Regions from separate parts of the Homo sapiens genome. Here region 2 is linked to region 1. A link is an interaction called in ENCODE POLR2A ChIA-PET data of the cell type or tissue named here. Cell type or tissue: K562. All regions are shown on one strand.

What was found. ChIA-PET counts read pairs that join two places held together with the same protein. Peaks named below come from ENCODE experiments on the same cell type or tissue, not always from the same donor. Only the 100,000 strongest peaks of a DNase experiment are listed, where the experiment ranks them.
Region 2: POLR2A ChIA-PET joins it to region 1 with 6 read pairs; 2 of 35 experiments call an interaction of 5 or more read pairs at or near these places.

The regions. Positions count from the first base shown.
Region 1 is chr14:100,675,242-100,677,741 of GRCh38, reverse strand. No RefSeq gene overlaps it. Among named protein-coding and RNA genes, the nearest start is that of LINC00523, 19 kb to the right of the region's middle. In K562, no CTCF peak of the experiment used is centred here; a DNase peak (open chromatin) is centred at 1,431; H3K4me3 peaks cover 223 bases.
Region 2 is chr14:100,887,746-100,890,245 of GRCh38, reverse strand. All of the region lies in intron 3 of RTL1 (retrotransposon Gag like 1), which reads left to right. It overlaps MEG8 (maternally expressed 8, small nucleolar RNA host gene), which reads right to left and starts at 597. Exons shown (of 51, transcript NR_146000.1): 1 at 490-597. RefSeq lists enhancers at 592-761, 1,421-1,590. In K562, no CTCF peak of the experiment used is centred here; no DNase peak of the experiment used is centred here.

The DNA of each region.
Region 1 (2,500 bases):
CCTGGAGTTTCCGGTTCTGGGGGAAGGAAGGGGCCTCTCAAACGGCCAGGCCAGGCAGAAGCACAGGCTTGGGCTTCTGTGTCAGGGAGGTGGGAGCTGTGCTGCTGCGCTCCCCGGGGCACCCAGCACCAGCAGCATGCCCGGTGGAAGGAGTATGGGCTTCACAACTTCCAAGCCCTCCGGGGCAGGTTCCAGGTGGACACCACAGCTGTCAGCCTGGGTTGCCCCCTGGCGTGAGGCTCACAGGTTCTGTGGATGTCATCAGACTGGCAGAGTTAGTGCTCCTCAAGAAATGGAGGCTGTCACCTCACCCAGTGGGGCGGCAAGAGCTCCAGGAAGCCACCATGTGGATAAGGGTGGGCGCAGAGCAGGCTTGAGGAGGGAGGCTGGGCTGGGTCTTCACCCTAGCGTCTGTTTTGACACTGGAGCCTCGAGCGGAATTCTGTACTCTAGACAATAAATTTCCACACACATAAGCAGAGAGCAGCGTTTCTGCTTCCAGCTGCCTCGTCTCCTAGAATAGCTCTTTTTTTTTTTTTTAAGAGGGAGTTTCACTCTTGTTGCCCAGGCTGAAGTGCAGTGGCGCGATCTTGGCTTACCTCAACCTCCACCTCCTGGGTTCAAGCGATTCTCCTGCCTCAGCCTCCCGAGTAGCTGGGATTACAGGCACCTGCCCCCATGCCCAGCTACTTTTGTATTTTTAGTAGAGACAGGGTTTCTCCATGTTAGTCAGGCTGGTCTCCGACTCCCGACCTCAGGTGATCCACCCGCCTCAGCCTCCCAAAGTGCTGGGATTACAGGCATGAGCCACCGCACCCAGCCAAATAGCTGTCTTTTAATTACACAGAAAGATCACCAGGAAAAAAGGGAAGAAAACAAGCCAGAGTCACTAGAAACTCATCTCCATGCCTAGAACCTCACAACAAAGTAGCTGAGAGGCCAGGCAGGTCCAGGCGGGCGCTCCAGCCAGGCAGGAGCTTGAGGGGCGGGGTGTGGGGGCCACAGTCACGGTACCTCCACCCGCAGGGTGGGTTGATAGATTGTGGGGACTGTGAGCACCTTCCTTCCATATGGCTGAGCACCCATATGGGACTTGGCACTGGGAACAGCAAGCCAGCAGCTCCAGCACCCTGTAAAGTCCAGGGGAGGGGGGCACATTTGAACCCATTAATCACACAAATTTTGCATCGCAGTGTGAGATGCAGGTGAGTGCTGCAGGCCTGGAGTAGGGGAGTGTCTCCGTCAGAGAAACCATGGAAGGCTTCCCAGAGGAAGCAGCGCTGGAGCTTTGAGGAAAAGTGGGGAGTAACCAGGGAGCCTCTTCAGAGTCCAAGTCACTCTTCAGAATGACCCGGGCGCAAAAGACTACACCCAAAGAAAAGCTGGCTGCGTTCCCAGCCAGCTGAACTGCGGGCCGCCTGCCTCCTCATCTGCGTTCCTGCCTCCCCACCTTTGTTTAGGCCATTCCCCCACCCAGAATGCCTTTCCAGGACAGAGCTTCTCCAACCTTAGTTCTGACTTTCTAAGTCACAGAGAACCACAGAGAGGCCTCCTCCAGGGACACCACCTGAGCCTCAGCACTTTGTAGCTGCCTCTTCATCTCAGGCCAGTGTGAGCCGGGGTGAGGGCTCCAGCCCCCTTGGAGCGCCCGGCATCAACCCCGTGTGCCGGGCAAGCTCCAGAAGTGTGTTGGAAGGCAGGGTCGATATTGCCGGCTTTGGGGGGATGAGTCGATAACGATTGAAAGTGAGCAAAATATTCTCCTTTCTCTCCCTGTAAGGGGAATTTGAAAATCGGATTTACTGGTTAAATTAACAGAATGTGCATTCTCAGTTCAGCCCCACCCCTGGGACTAGTCACTTACTTAAAAATACATATTAAAAATACAGTGAATCATCTCCACTATGTAAAAACAACAAAACGTGCATGCACCTAGCCATGGGGCAAAACCCATAACAAAAACCCCCACCCTGGTCATTGGCCTGTGGCAGGGCCTTATGGGGTCTCAATTTCCTTCTTTGTGTTCATGTATTTCCCACCTATTTCACAGTGAACTGATTCCTTTTAAGGTAAAGAGAAAAGATAACATTTTAAAATAAAAGAATAAGGTATCAATATCATTAATTGCAGTTTTAATGGTAAGAAGTGCCCCCAGCTCATTTCTCCATCCCCACTTTGAAAGTGACAGGGTCTCAGGCAGCCCTGTTTCCAGGCAGACGTTTCTGCACATGGACGCACACACGCAGGCAGGACGTTTGGTCTCCTGCTCTGTTCACTTAACATTAAAGATAAGCATCTCTCCCCAACAAGACTTCATAATTACGGTGGTTAGGGGCTGCAGCATCTTCCTCCCAGCAGCCCGGATTCTCGCTTTAAATTTGGTGGGGAGAGTGGCCGCCTGCAGAGCTATTAGCGGGGAGTGATTGATGGTTCAGTTGGAGCAAGGCTAGCTCAGCTGCACACCCCCGGGAGAGCGTGTTGGCCTTATTAATCCTGTGTA
Region 2 (2,500 bases), 210 kb before region 1:
GCAAGCAAGGAGCTGACCCGACAGAGGCTCTGGGCACTGAAGGTGGTGAGGCTGGGGCGTCTGTCTCTTGAGTGTTGGGGGGAAGAGGGTCCCATTCGAAGACCTCAAAGGCAGTTGTGACCCCAAACCAGCAGCATTAAATTCTGGGCTTCTTTTTTTTTTTTTTTTTTTCAAATAAGGCGGGAATTTTCAAATCAGTAGATATTTCTTAAAGAAACTGTCATGAGATTTGAGAACAACATGTATTGAGCCACAGCTGAAGGACTGAGAATATGATTTCTGCAAAGCGCAGAGAAGAGGCAGGGCCCAGGCTATGGCAGGCCAGCTGGTAGGCAGGTGAAGCCAGATGGGAATCCCAGAGTGCCCATCTAAAGCCAGAATTTGGAGGCCCGACAGGCCCCAACAACGCCCAAAGCCCTCCCAGAGAGGCAGATGCTCAGCAGGTGTGGAGGGAACCCCCTGGCCCTGCTTCCAAGGCCCCTCACTCACCTCCAGTGGGGTATTCGTCTCCAGGACATGAGTCTCATCTCCTTCCTGGTGATGACCTGCAAGATGGGTCTGCCTCCATTTCCTTCCATTGGGGATCGAGCACCGTGCCTGGCCCAGAAAAAGAATCAGGACATGCTGCTGTATGAATTAATGAATTATGGGCAGAGGGACGTGGTTAAACAAAAAAAAGAAAAGAAACATTTGGGGACAATAAAATCGAAATGCATTTGGAGGCTGGAGAATGGGAAACTCAGTCTTTTCAGAGAGAAGCGTGAGGAACAGGAAATGGAAGCTGGAAACTGTAGGTGGTGAAAAGTTCTAGTTTCATGCGAAAAGAACTTCAGCTTTATAGTTTAAGTAGAGAAGAGCAATCCAAAGATTTTTAATGTAAGAAATAATTGGTCCAATTTTCATTTCATGCTCAGGCATTTAGATTTTATGTTGAGGACATGAAATTTGACAGGTTTGAAGCTGGGAGTGCCATGATTAAAAGTGGGTGCCTTGCTAAAATGGTGAGGCTTTTTGTAGTGATGAAAACACGTTGAGATTTTAAGCAAGAGTTTCATAATTTGAGTTTCCTGGGAAGAAATCTGGACTTTGTTTTGAGGGATGACAGGATCAAAGTTTTATATCATGCTAAGGAGTTTGGATTTTTGCCAAAGGGTTTTAAGAAATGTGATGATGAGATTCTTGTTTGTGGGAGATAAGTATGCAGAAAAACATGATAAAATATATTTTACGGGTAACGGCTTTGGGATTCACATTACAAGCAACAAGGAAACACTGGAAATTGTAAAAGTAACAGCCACCAATTTAACAATCATGCGCAAACATTTTGAATTTCTATCTTGGGGGAGTGCCAATTTCAACCTGCAGAGCTTGCCTAGGAGGTGTGATTAATGTTGACACCAAAGTTGAAAGATTTTAATCAGAGGAGTTAAATGATCAATATTGCGAATATGAAAAGAAATTTGGAATTTATTTTGAGGCTCCAACATGATTAGACTGTTGCATATGCCAAGGAATTTGATTTAGCCAATAAAACTTTCTAACAGAGTGGCCTGGTGAGTTTTTTGCGTTTGATAAATAGTATGCAGTGAATTACAAAATAAAATTCACATTTTATGCTAAGAATTTTGACTTTTCTTCCATTTACAACTAAGAGACACTGTAAGATTTTAAAAGGAGTTATAAGATCAAATTTTATATATTGTCCTAGGAAGTGTGAATTTGACTTTAAGGGATGACATGATCAAATTTTTATATCATGTTAATAACTTTGGATTTAAGCCAATAAAGGGCTTACAGCAGGAACAGGATGAGATTTGGGGTTTTTTAATAGATCATCCTGAGAGAAACTACATGGTAAAATGTCGCATTTTGTGTTAAGTAGTTGGGACTTTATGTTACAGGCAATGAAGAAACCTCGAGAAGTTTTAAGTTGAGAAGTTACATGCTCAAACAAGTGCATTTTGGCACAGCTATAAGACAGGATCTCTATGATAAAGATGATATGATCAGATTTTGCTCACATGCTAAGGAGATGTGATTTTACAAAAGAGTTGAAGGCATTCAAGTGCTGTGTTTGGAAGGGGTGGGGGATGAGCTCATTGAGCTCATTGTTGAAATCTCATGCAGAGGCGTTCGGATGTCAGCCAGTAAAGCGTTTTAAGAAGTAAATTGATGAGGGTTTTGTCTCCAGAGAAACTGGATTGTAAACATATTTTAAGTTAAGGTATCTGGATTTGCTGAACCAGATAATGAATAAGCATCAGACCACTCGTGAGCAGAGGTATCCCCTGGGCACAAGGGCACCCAGGCTGGGCTCCATGCTGAGGAGACGGGTCATTTATAGACAAAGCATGTTTTTATAAAAAGAAGTTATATGATTAAATTTACATAGCATGCTAAGAAGTTTGGACACTATTTTGAGGGATGACAGAATTACATTTTTATGCCATGCTAAGGAATTTGGACTTCAGCCATTAAGAGTCTTGTTTTTTTTTTGAGA